2 separate regions of the Mus musculus genome follow, and region 1 is linked to region 2. Evidence: chromatin loops called from intact Hi-C (ENCODE). Cell type or tissue: left cerebral cortex. All regions are shown on one strand. Links, peaks and the distances in the headings refer to the core of each region. The heading gives the core; the rest is flanking DNA.

Region 1 (8,832 bases), core at 380-8,379, 160 kb after region 2:
CACATGGCAAAAATGTGGTACACTAGGAAGCAAACCATCTCCCGAAGATGTCTACATGCTGACCCTACTGATCAGTGAGGGTGTCTCTGTTCCCATCAGTTCTTCTGAGCATGGGTAGCTCCAATGGTGTGAGGGTTCTACCACTCAAGGACAGTAGCACTAAAACTTCCTATGAGTTTTGGAGCTAGAGATTGAAAAAGCTTCCCAAGGAAGGGCATGTGATGGGCAGCTCTCTTGAGTCCCACCATTAACTTATCCATAGTTTTTCCAAAATATTAGGAGTGAGCTGGTAACTGATCTGGTAATGTGGGAGTATTTTATAGCTCTGTGTGTAGCCTACCCACTTCTGCTTAGTCTTGTCAACTGGGAAGAGCTCACTGCCAGCCAGTTCCCAGGGAGCTGCATCTGTCTCAGCAAACAAAGAGAGCAAACTCAACTAAGAGTGAGGGTGGCAAATCAAATATGGCCAACATCTACTCTGCATTATGGGAAGTAGGAGGTGCCAGGGATGTGTTTATTTTACAGCTGACAACTAACAAAGGAGCTTTTTCAAAAGTTTTGGGAGTCCATGGATTGCAGCCAAGCCCTGATTCAGTCCATGATTATTCCAAAGTGTCCAGACAAAGAATTTATCATTTTACCCGGAGGGGTAGACAAAAAGCAAATTGTCCCCAGTCTATGCTATGCCCAGAGTGGCAGAGAGCTGGTGTTAAAGCAGAGAGCCCACGAATGACTCGTCCAGCTAAGGGAAGGTAGATGGGCTCTTGTCTTTCCATTTTGTTTCCCAGCTCCGTGCTACTGTCTGTTTGCTCCAATGAGACGGGTAACGTTTTAATTAGGAGGCTCACTTGTCCTCACTTTTCAAGCAACGTGGGGAGAGGGCGGCAGAGTTGAGATAATTGAATCCATAACTCCTATGGTTGTAAGTGCGCACAACTCATCATCGGGAGTGTGTGCTTTGCAAGGGAGAAGCAGGAGGAGGCAGAAGGGGAGGGCAGGAGGGAAGCTAGGAAGATGGATGAGAACCCAGGGAAGAGAAAGCAAGAGACTGAGGTCTGACTGACAGCGAGTGTGTCTGTGAATGAAAGACACAGAGTCAGGGAAGTAGTCTCTGAGACTCGTGTTTGGGTATGGAGCTGGGTCAGGAAGAGGCTGAGGGATGACAAGACTGGGTGTCTCTGTGAGAGATGCAGCTGAGTGGGGAGAGATGGGAACAAGAAAGTGAGGAGAGAGAGAGGGGAGAGAGGAGAAAAGAGAGAAAGAGACAGAAATGGAAAGAGAAACCCAGAGCAAATGAAGTGTGTGCCTGTGAATGGTGTAACACTGAGCAGAGAAGGGCGAGAACAGAAAGAATGTGAGCGCTGTGATCCGTGTACAGCTTAATGCATGCCATCTTTTCTATTTTAACTGTGCATTTTTATTTAAAAAAGAAATAAAGTGCATAGTCATTAAAAGTAGGAATAGATAGAAAGCTGCAAAGAGGGAATCACCCATAGACCCACTTTTCAAGAACAAAGAAAGCGGGCTCTGCCTTTCTTACTTTAAATGTCATTGTAAATCCTACTTAATTGGTCTTGCAAACTCCGTGGTGAAATTCACCTGAGATAACTTACATGAAGCATTTTGCAAAGCCCAGTTGACAGAAAGCCAGTTCAAAGAGAGGGCTGCAGCTGGTTCTGTCATCTTTTGGCCGGCAGTTTCCAAGAGAAGAAGCTTTGCAAAGGAATAGCTTATGTTCAATTAGAGAGTCAGCCCGATAATGATGGATAATAAGGAACTAGACAGTCTCAGCCTGGTAGGCTTCCTGCAGACGCCATGGGATGGAGAGCCATTCCAAGGTCCATGGGGGTGGTCAGTTCAGCCCAGTGAGGGGCAGGGATCACATGGGATTTGATGGTGGGGCTTCTGACACCCACCTCAGAGACTGCCAGTTAGGTCTGTTAGCAAAACATCTCCTCCCTTCCTAACTTCACACATCTCTGAACTGCACAGGAATTCCAATGTGTTATCTTCCAAAACTAGACTTACCTAGGGATAACTTTCCTGTAGTCTGCGTGTAGAGTTTGTGCTCTGACCTGAAAGTACTCAAAAGCAGCAAACCATATCCCAGCACCATCATGCAGCCTGACATCATTACTCAATATGAAACAACTGTCAGCTATTTTCAATGACGGGGTGTTTTCTGGGTTTTATCCCTGTGCATTTATGCTGACAAGTCAGACAAGCTGCACCAGACCTGACAACTTTCTTCCAGTTCTTTTGAGACCAGGTCTTATTCCTCTATAGTCCAGGCTAGCCTTGAACTCACACCAATCATCTGGTCTCTGTGTCCCTTTACACACTTCCAGGATGACAAGTTTATTCCACCATGCCCACTTAAGGATGTGGGGCTCTCCTCTCTGTGTTTGTGCCTGTAATGAAGAGCTTCCTTCATTTGGCAAAGCAGGAAAAGTGATCTGCGCTTTGTGCTTTTGACCACAAATACCCTAAGACTGATGTAGGCTTTCTTAAAGAAATTTTCTTAGAAAAGAACACCTCTAATTTTATATCTTTCCTTAACTTTTCTATCTCAGATCTTCCCCCTTACCTCGAAAATATCACTCTCAGAAGGGCAGAGAGAGTCGCAGTGAGCTACCCCGGCCACTGTCTGGATACTAGTAGATGCCAGTCCTCCTCATTCCCACTGGCATCTCGTGTAGACCAGGTGGAAGGATGAGTCTTAATTTTAGGGGATCATGTCAGACTCTATTCACAGCAATACTGCTTATTGCTCTTGGCTCAGAAGGGGTGTTTCCTCCACTCTGGAGCTCTTGAGTGACAACTGGAGGACTGTAGTCTGACCAATAAGAGTATCCTATCTCCCAATGCTGGTGTAGTTCTTGGCCAGATGAGCCACAGTCTCAGAACACTTGCTGGCAATACAACAAAAGGGAAACTTTTCCTTGGGCCTATTGAGCAGTAGGGAACATATAAGATGGATGGTACTGGACAGAGGCCACATACCTCTGGTGGGTTGAGCAAGATAATGAGGCCAGAGATGGTAGTGAAGGGAGAGGACCGCAGAGGCAGAGGCAGAGGCAGAGGCAGAGGCAGAGGCAGAGGCAGAGGCAGAGGCAGAGGCAGAGGCAGAGGCAGAGGCAGAGGCAGAGGCAGAGGCAGAGGCAGAGGCAGAGGCAGAGGCAGAGGCAGAGGCAGAGGCAGAGGCAGAGGCAGAGGCAGAGGCAGAGGCAGAGGCAGAGGCAGAGGCAGAGGCAGAGCCAGAGGCAGAGGCAGAGGCAGAGGCAGAGGCAGAGGCAGAGCCAGAGGCAGAGCCAGAGGCAGAGCCAGAGCCAGAGGCAGAGGCAGAGGCAGAGGCAGAGGCAGAGGCAGAGGCAGAGCCAGAGCCAGAGCCAGAGCCAGAGCCAGAGCCAGAGCCAGAGCCAGAGCCAGAGCCAGAGCGAGAAACACCCTGGAAGCCTCGGATAGCACAGTCTCTGCTTGGTGTAGGTAGTTGCACAGATTTACACCTTGATTATTAAGTACCCCAGCTAACTGTGCCTGGACACAATCTCTATAATAGGTGTGAATGCATTATCTTCCAAATGAGTTGGGTTGATTTTCTCTGTCCTACAGCAGCTATCCTCTATACAGCAGACTTTCTGACTCTGCTGGAGCATGGTACGATTTTTCTCCTGTTTCTACTGAATGGGTCACTTCGATCTCTTAATGAAAACACGTAAGAAGAGTTGTAGCCAGCGTATTCATTCCCAGGACCTTTTCTAGCTGTTTTCTGAGTGAAAACTTCATATATGTGTGTATGCCCTGTGCTGCTGCTCACTTCTCTGCTCTCACCCTTTCCTACTCTCTACACTTAGCAGACAAGAAGCAGGATGGGTGAATAAGGATGTCACTTAGAAAGGCTACAAGCTGAGTTGTCTCTCAAGGGCTAATCACTTAGACAACAGAGATGGGTGCCCCTGCACACATTAACTCCACAGACCAGATGCCAATTTGTAGTTTTTGAAATCCAGTTGAGTCAGCATTGGAGTGAAATACCCCAAAGCTTTGGATAGCTGACTGACTCACAGGATATGATCTGTGGGCCATAGACAATGGTACTGCATTCAAGCTTCTTGGGTTCATTAATAGACTTCTGAAGAGGCTACACTAGTGACTACTTGCTAGTCAGATAACATTTAAAGTGAGAACCCTGTCCTCTTTTCTATGTTCCGTCTTTGAATATCATCCACACTGATTTAAAACACATGCCCAGTACAGTAAGGTAAGGGAGGAGAGAGCATGCCTGGGTTGTGTCCTTAAAACAAAACAAAAACTCTCAAGCACTCTTTATTAAGCAATGTTTTAAATTCTCATTGTTGCCATTATAATCACTATTTGTAGCAGGAACACAACTGAGCAGGGGGAAGGAAGCCTTTACATTCACTTTGCCAGGAACACTGGCCAGGATGGTGGAGGATTCTCCCCTCTCCTCGGTGAGGGTTGTATGGAGGATCGCTCTCCCTACAATTCCTGCTGGCCACTCCTGGGCCTTTTCTCCTTGTCCACTACACATTTCTCTCCCTTTTCTCCCCATGCTGATTTTTCATCTGTATGTTGTCTCTTCTTCAAAAACAAACTGAGAGAAACTTGGTTGTTTTATCATCGATGGTTTTTACTGAAGTTTTTGTCAAAGGATTCTTGTTATCTGTTTCATGATTTTTACACAAAAATTCTCTCTCTCTCTCTCTCTCTCTCTCAACTGAGTGGTTAATATATTCTTACTCCTCAAGAAATATCCATGAGTTTTCATTCCCATTTTGAGATGAAGAAGCAAAGAATGCATGTGTTGGTCAAGCCTGGGACTATGCTGCTATCTGGGTTCTGGATCCTTTCAAGTCTAACCTCAGAGCTATGTCCTTCCTACCTCATCACAGGAGAAATAATGCCTTAACATGGTTCTGCAAGATCAAAGATGTGAGGGAGCCTGCATAAATATGGCTAAAGTCTAGAACACCATGCCTTGCCAACATGCCCTCACATCCTTTGTTGGTCATCAGCCCTTTAACACAGTTCATTATCTTCACTTGGAAACTGAAGAAAGTTTGGTACCAACCAAATGATGGCGGGATTTGGGAAGGTAGTAGAAATTTGGGAGGTGGAACCTAGCTGGAAGCAGGACACAGGGGTGGTGGGGACTGCCCTTGAAGGTGGTCCCAGGTCCTCTTTTCATCTTTCTCTGCCTCCTGGCCAGAATGAACCAGGTAGCTTTTGATTTTATATAAATATTTTTTATTTTGATTTTATATATATATATATGTGTGTGTGTGTGTGTGTGTGTGTGTGTGTGTGTGTGTGTGTGTGTATCATGATGTTCTGCTTCCCCATGGCTGAAACCTTTGAAACTGTGAGTTAAAATACCTCCTTTTGAACTGTTCATGTCAGAAATAGAAACATAGCTGGATGGTTCAGAGTAATAACTGCCTTTGCAGAGGACACTGTTTCAATTCCTAGTGCCCACATGACTGCTCATAAATGTTTGTAACTCCAGTTCTAGGAGATCTGAAGTGCCCTTCTGACCTCTATGGGCCCTAGACATACACATGGTGTACAAACATTCATACAGGTAAAATACTTATATACATAAAATAAATAAGCCTAAATAATTTAATCATTAATATCTGGTATTCCATCCCAATAATGGCAAGGCTAGCAAATCTGTCTCCAAAATCATGTATGTGAACAGTTCCTTGTCGCATGGCCTCTACAGAGGATTTAGGTGGATCTCAACACCAGGCTACCACTTATTTCCATCCAGAAACCTAAAATGAGCAGAGTTCTGTGGCCAGGACACAATTGGGAACTGATTCTAATAAATTTAACATTTGGGGATAAATAATAAGGTTGACGCTTTTATGGCAAGAAGTCTTTGTACATCTGATTTGCTATTTGTAATTCCAGCATTCAGGAGGTTGAGACTGGAAGATCAAAAATTCCAGGCTGAGCTACAAAACAAGACCTTGTGTTGAAAACAAGACATACACATGCACTCAGACACACCATTGCCCTAGGTTATTTCTTTATAATCTTCTTGCCTTGCTAGAGACATGGGGGCTGGGTATAAGACAACGACAGTTTGCCTCTCAGAGAAGGCTCCTTCAGGAACACTGGGAGCTGAATGGGTGGCCCTAGAAGAAAGGCCTTCCTGATGCATTCTTAGCAATGGGTAGTCAGGGCAAGCCTCCAAGGTGAACAGGGTGCTGTTCAATTTTTTCGCACAGAAGTTTGAATACCTGGAGTCCCTTATGCCCAACGGGCACTAGCTGAAATGTACTCTGGGCACCTTTCCCTTTGGAGCCAAACTATATCTACAGACAGACTACAGAAGTCAACAGGTCAGTCTCAAGTGAATATGCTTAGTCCTACCACCACCAACCATAAAACGGCTTTGTTGGTAATTAACCATAACATTCTCTGACTATAGTCTCTACCTTCTTGTCTAATTCTCTAGGCGTTTAGAAAGCACAATATTACCCTTTACACAAACTACACATATGAGGACTCAAAGATCTGGAAGGAAGAGTGAACTCATGAGAGGACACACGGCTCAGGGGAAAAGGAGAAGGCACTGCTGTCGAGTCTGGAATGCTCAATATTTGGTAGGATCTTGAAACACACAAGGTTGCCAGGCAGGCACTCAGGTATGGAACAGGGACAGAGCATCCTAAGATAGTGACTGTGCTTCTTATTGTTTTTAGCAATGCTAACTAGACAGCATGTATAAAACTAGGCGTTCAGAGCATAAAAGAGAATCAGAGACCATCTAAGCCAATCCATTCATTGTCCCACTGAGAAAGTCAGGCCCAGAGAGGAAGTAATTTCTCCAAGTTTAGTGACCCAAATTGATGTCTCTTGATTTCAAGGCTTTTTTTTTTTTTTTTTTCAACATGGCACACTTTTTTCTACAATCACTGTGCTTCTCTGGACTATAAAACAAAGTAGATGGGGGAAGATTTATTGCTACTTTACTTCCTAATTCTGCCTTTTTTTTAAAAAAGGACAGCCTATGCCTCTCCCTCTTTATTGTTTGGGATAAGCTTCCTGAAATAAGAATGGACTTGATTCCATTTGATGTTGTCAAGCTTCCTTCCACCTAGAGCTGTCAGTACTAGGGAATTGGGGGCTAGAATTCCAGATGGAGCTGGACAAGAAGATGACCATTTCTGGGTCACCCAGCTGCCCAATGCCCTCGGGTAGCTGCAGCAGCGGGGAGGGTAACCTAGTTTGCTTAGGAAATATTGTGGATGTCCCAGTTTATCAGTTACAGTCCTAGAAAAGTATTGGCACTGTCCTGTTTCTGCAGCTTGGCCTGCAGTTCCACCTGCCAGTCCCCTGCTGCCCCTTCAGCCTGAGAAACCAAAGCACAGAGCCCAGATATTCTGCTCCACATTTGGGTCTTGGTTTGCCCCCCAGTCTCTCATTTCCCTTTGGGGGGGTTCCTAGCCTGGATCAAGGGTAGGCTGGCATGCTAGGGTGGTATGTGAGAATGAGGACATGTTTCTATTTCCAGGGACATTTGGCCTTTGCATAAGAAGCTAGAGACACACATTATACTAGAAATTCAGAGGCTGATCAGTTTGCTTGACTGTGAGGACCAAGCAGGCAGGATGAAGATGCTGAAGAGAGTCACCAATGTAGAGAAGGTACTAGAAATTGAAGAGACAGGAGACTGGAGAGCCTGCCCTAGCTGCACTACAAACTGGCCACTTCCCTTCGGGCAGCTTCATCCTCTCTTGAGTGTTCTTTATCCTCTCATCTGAACTGATGATGTTCAACCATAATGGAGGTTGTGGGAGTGACTTGACATAATCATTTTGAGCTTTCGAAGTCAACCTAGAGTGCATACATTGCTGATCTCTAGAGTTTAGTTCTGGGTTCTCCAACTCAGTCTTTCAGATGTTCACAGAAAAACGCCCAGGTAAAGTGTGAAAACACAGTATGGAAGGGTAGAGCAAAAGGTGACACAATCAACCACGCTCCAATCCCTAGGGAGAGGCACAGGTGTGTCCCCAGCACATCCTCCTCACCAACCAACCAAAGACACAACAGACTTTCAGGACAGGAAAATCTTGTCATCATCGGGAAGGTGGACATTTCATTCACTGTGAGCTCTAGGGCAGAGCCCCTAACCAACAACTTGCCTTGCGTGGCACAGCAACCAGGAGAAATTCAAGAATGATTTGCCAGGTGGACAAGAAAATATGAGTTTCTTCTTTTTCCTTTCATGCCAAATTCACAGATCATTCTCCCTGTGGGTGTGATGTTACAGGGGAAAAGAACGGTGTCGCAGACAGGAAAGAAGCCCCCCCTTGCGTATGGGCATCATCTCTGACAGCCTACAGGTGCCAGTCTGACACACTTACATGAATCTCAGATAGGACAAAAACCCACACCAAAGCTGAGAAGAGCTGCAGATGGGTGGGAAAGATTCCCAAGAGAGTTTGGGCCAGAGATTTAGAACTGTGGGTGTTCTTGCGTTGTTACTGCCTAGAAATAGAGATGCCTGTACCAGTGGGAAGACAGGTGTCAGGACTCCCTCCGTCATCTTATTTGGAATAGCCCTCTTCTAAACTTGACAGTTTGTGAACTGGGATGCAGACTTAAGGTTGTGGCGAAAGTATAGGAAAGTTGAGGTTTGGTGGTACTTGTTTATGTAAGCCCTATATTCTGAAAACGTAAGCAAGGGAAATACCGTGAGTTTGTCATCCTGGACTACAGAGTAAGGCTCTGTGAAAGAAAGAAAGAAAGAAAGGAAGGAAGAAAGAAAGAAAGAAAGAAAGAAAGAAAGAAAGAAAG
Region 2 (8,832 bases), core at 503-8,502:
GATGTCTGACTGTTTTTGCAACTTGCCTGCCAGGTAAAATATACTGGAGAGCTCAACGATTGTTTGGTCTGCCTGTCAGGTTTTTTGTTTTGTTTTGTTGTGTTGTTGTTGTTTTCTGTTTTTCCTCATCACAATGCATATTTAAGTGATGCACACTCGAGCCCTCCAGTGAGCTGAGTCCCTGTGAATCAGCCTGTGTGAAAACGAATCTGGAACACTGACAAGGTCAAGTTTCCACACATGTCAAGCCTCGGCATGACTTTGAGGTGTGGCGGTTCACTCAGATCTCACCCTGTAGGGCTCCTTTGGTCAGCTCTCTTGCCTTTCCCCAGCAAACTGCTCTCCAAACTCCTGTACTGCATTAATGAAGAGGTTGGAGAAGAAAAGGCTCAGATAGATTGGTAATAAATCCCCAGGTGTGACAATCTCCATGGAGTTGGGGCGGGGGAAGAATTTATGGCAGTGTCTGTCAATCAGAGATGAGGCACAGGCTAATGATGAGGGGGGGCTTAAACGTTAGGGTTCTCGTAAATGACACACATCCTTGTCTAGTCAATACAGGCTCAGAAAGGAAGACATACCATAGGAGTGTTTGGCTCATGATAGGTAATAAATATCGGTTGGATCAATGGCACACACTTGCTTCATACACTTATGAAGAAAAGATGCATCTCGTTGGGCAAATAAATGCCCCGAACAGCAAGACACCATCTCCTCGTCAGACTCATAAGCTTAGGAGATTTGAGATAGACTTAGTGTATGGCAAAGGCATGTGCTCCCTGAGGAACAAACTGTGCTCACGCACTCATTTCCAATTGTACAGAATTAAATGCAGGAATGTGCTCCCCCAAATCTTTAAATTATGTCCTCGGATTATAGTTTCCACTAACACAGGCATCTTATCTCCCACCTCACATATGTGTGCCTGGGAAGCAGGAGTCATGTGGAGTGGGTTCACTGACTGCCCTTAATGAAGGAGACTATGCACAGATATGAGTATTAGGATAACTTTGCTTAATTTACACAGTTTTGAAACTTAAAGTCATGTTGAGGGTTAATAATACCAAGCAAAATAGTATTGGCTAAACCACTTACCAAGTACCAGGTATGAGTCTCAGCCTTGTTCATACACTCTCTGATTTCATAATCTCAATTCTATCAGATGGGAGCTCTCCTTGGGCCCAATTAATAGATGAGAACAATGTGTTATCATGCAGAAGAGAAGTCTCATCCCATGAAGGAGATGGCAATTCCTAGTTTCAGAACACACATTTATTTGGAAGCTAGACCTTCAGTTCCTAATTGCTTAGCACCTTTTGCAGTGGTGGCATGAGTTACTGAGCCTGCCATTGCCTGAGATGTGTTGGCGAGGCACTAAGATCAGTCTATAATGACCTCCTATGACTTGCTTGTAATTTAGAGCGGTATTAGTGATTCAAGTCTAAGCCAGTGTCTTAGTTAGGAAGCTTGGGTGGAGACCCACTTTCATCAATGCCTAAGTTCTTTCTAGCAGGTCAAATACAGAGGAAAAGATACAACAGGGCATCCGATGAACCTTTCTGCACAGGAATTGGGCAGAACAAGAACTTTGCTTACCCATCAGTGGGTTTCAGAATCAGTGTAATCTACATGGGCAGCAGTGGGTATAAGAAGTGTTTTATCACTCACTGTCTACCCCATTTCTGCTTGAGGCTACTACACTATGTAGCCACTCAAATCCCTGTCCATCTCAGGAGCACCCCCACCCCCTACCCCTTGCAGCAAGAGCAGAGGCTGTAGCTCTTTGCCCACTGCTGGGTTCCTCAGCAGCAACATTCCATCTGTGATATTGAGAAACAGTTGGCAATGAGAGTTTGGTGAGGAACCAGAGGGACACAGCTGAGGAACCATCAGGGGACAGGGATGTTATGAAGTCACTGCTGTCAACCTGAGGTGCAGAGCAGTGCGTTATGTATGCCTTCCTGCTCCTCCTCCCCTTAATGCCATTGATCTCTGTGTCTCCTCTCTTGTCAACCACCCCAGATCTACTGTTCTTATCACTCATTTATAAATCCCACTTTCAAGTTGCTCTTCTGTGTGTCATGAATGATCAGTGAGACCACTAACATCCCTCTACCCAGGGCAAGGTACACATGTGCCTATAGTACCACAGAACATCAGGAAGCCAAGTAGCTCTCCTCACCCTTGCCATGGTCTTGTGGGGCAGTGGGCTACACACAGACAGTCTGCTCTCCAGTTGAGCAAAGGTCTGGAACCCTGGAGACCTGATAGGTGGTGATTTCCACCTACATGGGACAGAAGGTGTTCAATCATGTCTCCTGAGCCCCTGGCTCCTGTCAAAGTTACCGCCCCCACAGCCCGCCTCCCAGGAGTGGCTATCAGTGTGTGGCTATCAGCAGCACCAAGCCTTTCCACATGCAAATAAGGTTTCCCCCAAGCCCTCAGTCCCAGCAGATGCGAGGTGCCTGCTGTCAAACCCTGAATAACCCCTAAAACTGTATATAAGCCTGATTCAGGGAATTAAAGGTGTGCGAGAACTACTCCATCGTCTGAGCCTTTTGTTCCAAGAGATGTAACACTTGGGAAGAGATCTTCTCTCCTGAAGCACTCACTGCCTGAGGCTCTGCCACACTCCTCACTGTCTAGTCGGCCTCTCATTGATCCAGCCCAACCAGAATCAGTGCAGAGCAGCTCAGTTACTGAGTGACCTGGAAGGCACAGTGGAGACTTCGCCTCCCTGCCCGCACTTGCTTCCCTTCGCCAGAATCCTCGCACCAGGCCTGGCCAGAGATCTCCTTGGAAAGCCTCCTGTACTCAGATCCACATGGTCTCATTAATTTTTCTCTTTCTCCTCAGTTGGACGTCGACTAGCTCCCTCTGTTCCCTCCAGGCCAAGCCCAGCCTCCCTCCAGCTTTTTGCTGGTGTGTGTGTTTCTTTCTGATCACTCTTAGAAAGGCAGCTCAGAGAAATAGAGAAGCTGAGTGTTCAGTGAAAGAGGCTGCTAAGGGTTACAGTAGCAGCGCGTGTGGATGCTGAGTCACTACTCTCCTGGGTTTACTGGGACATGCTTGCTCCATAGCAACACTACCCACAAGTTGAGGCCCCTCAAGCATTTTTCCCAACCCTGTAAACCCAATCTCCTGTCTACCAATAGAAAGTGAAGTCTAGAACTCCTCACTCTGGACCTAGCCATGTTTGAGCACTGTGAACATCTCTTTGCTCTCATGCTCTGCCTCAAGTCCGCCTGTCATCCTCTCTATCTAGTAGACAGCAGGTCAGGCTGGGGAGCTGTCGCTGTCCTAGGTGCTGAACCCTGGTTTGTAAGCCATGGACTGCTAGTGGACATAAAAGAAAGATGCTCTCTGCTTGACTGGTTTTAGTTTAAAGTTATAAAGATATCCTATCATCTCAGTTCCATTACTGCGTGGTGTGAGACTACTGTTTGTCTAGTCATTCAACATTCTTCCAGGTCAGTGTTCCTCTTACTGTTGACAGTGATTTCAGAGAGCAACGCTGATCTCATCCTTACAACATCAGCTATTGCTCGGCTTGACTTTGTGGGGCCCGATCCTATCTAAGTCCTAATATGATTGTAACTGAGGACTTTTATGGTATTGAATGAGCAAAAATAACATCTTTTATTCCAAAGAAAGAAAGAAGTTATGTGCAAAAGATTTGTCCAACCCTAACTGATTTCTATGTGATGCCCAGAGTCTCTTAACCAGTGTTAGAGACTCTTCTGTTGATTTGTAGCACCTTTCCAAAATGATTCAGATGGGAGTCAAGGAAAGGGGAGAAGGAGAGAGAAAAAGAGGAAATGAAGACAGCTCAAAACAGACAAAGGAAGATGATGCAGAAAGGTCAGACAAGAAACAGAAGTGAGGTATCGGTGTGCTGGGGAATAAGAAGAGGTGGACTCTTCTAAGTATCACTGATGAAATTAATTTTCATCAGCTTCATAAATATCAGCCTTAGAAAGTCTCTCTGTCTGTCTGTCTGTCTCTCTGCTGTCTTTCATACACACACACACACACACATACACACACATACACACACACCCCATATTCCATTTCTGTGGAAATTTTCATTAGGATTTGCGAATTGTCATGTTACAACCACACGTTAGGGATAAAAGATTCCTTTCCAGCTCTATCATATCCAAAGCCTGTGACTATATAACTGCTTCTCACTTATCATCACACTACATGTCTTCCATCATTTAAGAAGTGCTTGGTCATGGAATCCTAGAGTGTGCCTGTCTACTTTCCAAGTCTCACTCCAATTCAACTCCCTTCAGGAAGCTTTCCCATGTCACCATATCTGTAAGAAACATCTTCCCCTAGGTTCTCCATGATTCTTGGACTACACTACTCTTCTAACTTATCTTAGGTTATTTTGTGATATGAAAGAACAGGTCCGAGGCTTTCTTCTTCATTTGAGTTTTGCATAATTTTTGGAAGTCAGGGGTCTATCCTCTCTTTGAGGATCCTGTTTCTTGGAACACCAATCTCATTGGTTTACAAATCAGGTACACCATGGTGCTTACGTGTCTAGAATATCTTTAGAACTTATGTAGGACTCAATTTATAGAGGTGGCATTGCCATGAAAGAGCCTTGAAATGTCTGACTCATGGTCCATTTTCAGAGTGTTGTAGACTACGAATATGGTGATTAAACAAGGAGGACTTAAAGGAGGGAAGATTCTAGACAGACACTATAGTATCCTCCTACACTAACTCAAAGGGCTAAAGTCTGTGGAATCCTACCCTCCACTTCTACAAGGCTAGCAGACAGGAAAATGTCTGCTTTTGCAATATATTCATGAACCCAAGCATGCCCAAGGAAGATATTCCTGGCAAGAACTTTCCTAATTGAATCTGAGTGTGAATTTGGAATTGTGGGAAACAAACCACATTTATTCCTACTCTCTGGAGGAAAGATAACTGCACACTGGAGGAAAAAGTAGTTAATCTGTTGTTTGAAATGTCTGAAAATTTCTCCCAACAACTCAAATAGATAAGACTCCAGCTAGATCTTTCTAGGTTCTAAACAAAAGGCTTTGTTTTGAGAAGCCACTAGTGCTGGAGAAGTAAGCCTCTGGAAATCTAGTTGTAGCAATCCCAGAGTAGGCACCTACAAGCTTCAAGGCAGTATTAGGAACATGTTTATGGAACATTCTCATGAGAACTTGGGTACTCCTGGGAAACAAGTGCTGCGGTAGCCTCCCTCAGATCCAATTTCCTACCCCACGGAAGGTCCAGAAGCATAACTTGTCTGGATTCAGCAGCAATTTTTAAATTCTAGTGTCTCCAAGACCTTGGCTCTTTCTCTTCACCATGAGAATGTGGGGGTGGGTGCGCTCCCCCCCTTCACCATCATGTTATTCATGATATGTCTGAGACTTTTAGCCAGGTTTCTAGATCCCTAGAAAATGGGAGACCAATGTATTAGGTTGTAACCACACATTCTTCTGTTTGCAACACCCCAATCCTCTACCTAGGCTTACCCATGTGATCTGTGACAAGCCACCCTCTTCCTCCGATCTTCACATCTCTGGCTCAGGACAGGAATGCTGAGTTTGTTTGCTTGTTTGTTTAAGAACTGGACTATCTCAAAATCTGAAGCATCCTCTAAATGGGCAGCAGAGAAAGCACTGCAGGAAGGATGGTCCTTCCTGAGATGAAAGAGTGTTTTCAGGGCAAAGGTTTGCACAGTAGTTTAAGCCGTTTTTCTGTCGTTGCTATTAAAGAGTGGGTTCCACGGAGTTTCTACATATACCAGGGAGCACAGTCAGATAATTAGCTGCCTCGTTTCTGCATTGTACTCTAGGATTTCATGCAGAACTCTAGATTATAGTGGTTCACCTGGCAAGCTTGTGGAGGCAGCCATCACTTTTTTCCCCCACATATATGAGCACATTCTTATCTGCCTACATCCACTAAAGGGTCAAGGAGTCTACAAATCCTGCCCAGGTCATTAAAGAGTCATTTATCCAACCCACTGTCTTTTAGTAATAACACATGCATCCATCCCAGATAAAGGAGAATCTCCCAAGGGTTTAAAAATCGCCAGAAGGCGCTGTGTTATTTTGGTTGTTTTATTGCATTATGAACATCAGTACAAGGTTAAATAAACACAGAGACAGACATCAGAAGGCTGCAAAGAGCATACACATCAACATATTTGTACATACAAAAGGGTACAGGGACACTGACAGAGCATACAGGTACACATACAATACAGACAACAGACAGAGGATGTGGCTACATCCTACTGCATTCTACATGAAACAGCATAAGGTACAAAGAGCAGATGAAGGTTGACAAACATCATAATTTAACATAATCAACATCCATTTTCGGTATACATTCAGCAACAGCACACAAAGCATTATTACATCTCTAGGGATTCAGAAGGTTTATGAAACTACAGAGAGCTTGTTGAGGGCCATCTCAGGCTGGGCTTGGAGAGTAGGAGAAGAAACCAACTAACAACACAAGCAAAGCAGTGGGAGGAAAATCCGTGAAGCTAGGTGGGAAAAAGGGGAAGCTGGATACTCAAAGGCACTATGTCCTTCAGAATCTTGATGATAGCAAGATCAAAACTTTGTCTCTGTGGCGCAACTGAGCTTTGTCCAGATCCCAAGTCCACACCCCATCTCTGTCTTCCAGCCTCCTTTGACAAATTTAGGGCTTGAATTTTGCAGTAAACAAAGAGGAACCTGCTCTTATTTTGCCATCTGACTAGGTTCCCAGCACTGAATAGTAGGCAACAGACATGCCTCTCATGTTGAGAACTCCCAATCAAAACCTCCATGTTGTCAGTCTCAGGGTTCCAGCTCTAGCTCGGTCACCGACCAGCTGAACTATCATAGGCAAATCATCTTACCTTTACGATCCTGTTTCTTTACTTGTAATATGACATTCCTAGCTAGGAAATGACCTCTAAGCCTCGTCAAGATCTTATACAGAGAAATTAAATTGAGTTTTAATAGCACCACTTTCTGAGGGAGAAATAAAACAAAACCTGAAATGGTTGATCAAAGGCAATCCAGCCTCCCAGCCCTTCTCCCTCTACCCACACTTATCTCCAGTGAGATTCTTGAGGCATGGTTCTGTGCCTCAACCAACCTCAAAAGGCTACCTCTTGTCCTGTTGAAGGAAGGCGTCTGGAGTTTGGCAGTCCACCGGAGCTTTCACAGTTAGATGTGACTCCAGAACCCCAGCCCAGAGCCTGGCAGACAGAGACTACTTTTACTTTGGATCATCTGCATCTTCACATGTCAGAGTGAATGGATTGAGCTGGAGATGCTCTCCAAGGACTGCAGCCTCATTTGGTGTTTCCAAGGCCCAAGAAAAAGGACCTTTGAAGAACCAAGTGGGAAAAAGGTGATTTGGTATCAAGGAATTATCTACTTCCCAATAGAGCTCTGGTGAGGGAATAACTGGTCCCTCAGCATGCCTATCCATTGTTCTTTCCCTTGTTTCCTCTGACTCTACCACCAAGAGAAAAAATAAAATCCCCTTTCCATTTCCCTGACACCGCTGGAACCTTCCAGGGTGGAGCCAGCCTTGAAGGAGACTACTTTTCTATGGTTATCTCAAGGTATGGTGGCCCACCTCATCTTCTTTTCTTCACACTCAGAAGCATGGCCTGTGAACACCAGAGCTGGCTTTGTTTCATGCCCTTTCTCTCCTTTGGCCTATAGCACCTATAGAGGATGCTACCAGCCCATCAGCCTCCCATTCCTAGAGATGGGATTACATCACCCCTGGGCTTTTCTCTTCAAGTATGCAGCAAGCCTCGTTAATTCCTGTAATTAGCTCCAAGCCCTTTAATTGTCTTTCCCATCTTGAGGATGGCATCTGTTTTCTTGGCTCAATAGCAATGCTGTAGTCTATGTTCTTTAATCCTTAAGTCCTGATCTCTGAAGTCAGACAGACTCAAATCCAAGTCCACTTACAAGTTGTGTAATCATAGTTGGTTACTTAATCCTGCAGCTTCCTCTCTAAGGCAGGATTCAAGGAAACACCCTCAGGCCAGCCCTAGTGATGACTGAAGGCACTTGTGCACGTCAGGACCCACAATTCCTGGCACACAGCTCACCCAAAAGTGTTTCCAGTTTTGCCTCCTGGTTTCTCTGTATACCTAAACATACTCCATAAACCTTCTGAGGTTATAAAAGTTCCAGCCACTCACCACAAGACTGATCACCCCAAACATGGCTGGTATAGCTCAGGAAATAAATTTTTAATTTGATTTCCTTTGAATTAATTTAAAGAGTTGTCTATGATCAATTATTTCTTTATCGGGATATGCAGAGCACTTTCTCTATGGCAATGTCTCTGCTACATACAAGAGGAGCATTGGCCTTATGAACACAATCCAAAAATGTGTTATGAAATACGTCCTGGGCTAGTGATGGACAGTCAACACTTTGATGGAACAAGGAGCAGGTTACTTCACTCTGTGCCTTGGATTCCTCATTCCAAATATTGTTGGCTAGTGTTCCAAGACCGCTTCCTCTGGGGGCTGCTGTATGTAATCCCACAAGCTGGGCATAGAGTTATTGCAGGTAGCTAGTTCTGTTGATAGAGACTACAGTGTGAAGCTCCCTGGAGTTTGAGAGCTGCATAGTCTTTCTAACCTCTTTTGGGCTTAACAAGGCTGCCTTTCCAAGCTGCCTCTGCTGATACCTGCTATTTGTTGGAAAGGATTTCCTCGTGACTTTAGAATGCAGCCTTTGATGTTATAGGACAGACGGAAGAAATGGGAGAAAGCATGCATGTGGCATCAGATCACATTCCCTTAGCCAAATACTTCCTGGAGTA

Evidence for each region. Hi-C counts contacts between places; a loop is a spot of excess contacts. Peaks named below come from ENCODE experiments on the same cell type or tissue, not always from the same donor. Only the 100,000 strongest peaks of a DNase experiment are listed, where the experiment ranks them.
Region 1: a loop joins it to region 2, with 2.2 times the contacts of the local background. A loop is called at or near these places in 2 of 42 quality-filtered maps.

The regions. Positions count from the first base shown.
Region 1 is chr11:66,417,874-66,426,705 of GRCm38, forward strand. All of the region lies in intron 2 of Shisa6 (shisa family member 6), which reads right to left. Among named protein-coding and RNA genes, the nearest start is that of Shisa6, 100 kb to the right of the region's middle. In left cerebral cortex, for the core only: no CTCF peak of the experiment used is centred there; a DNase peak (open chromatin) is centred at 548.
Region 2 is chr11:66,255,751-66,264,582 of GRCm38, forward strand. The region is part of intron 2 of Shisa6 (shisa family member 6); the gene reads right to left. The region is part of intron 1 of Gm12296 (predicted gene 12296); the gene reads left to right. Among named protein-coding and RNA genes, the nearest start is that of Gm45945, 14 kb to the right of the region's middle. In left cerebral cortex, for the core only: no CTCF peak of the experiment used is centred there; DNase peaks (open chromatin) are centred at 4,289 and 4,673.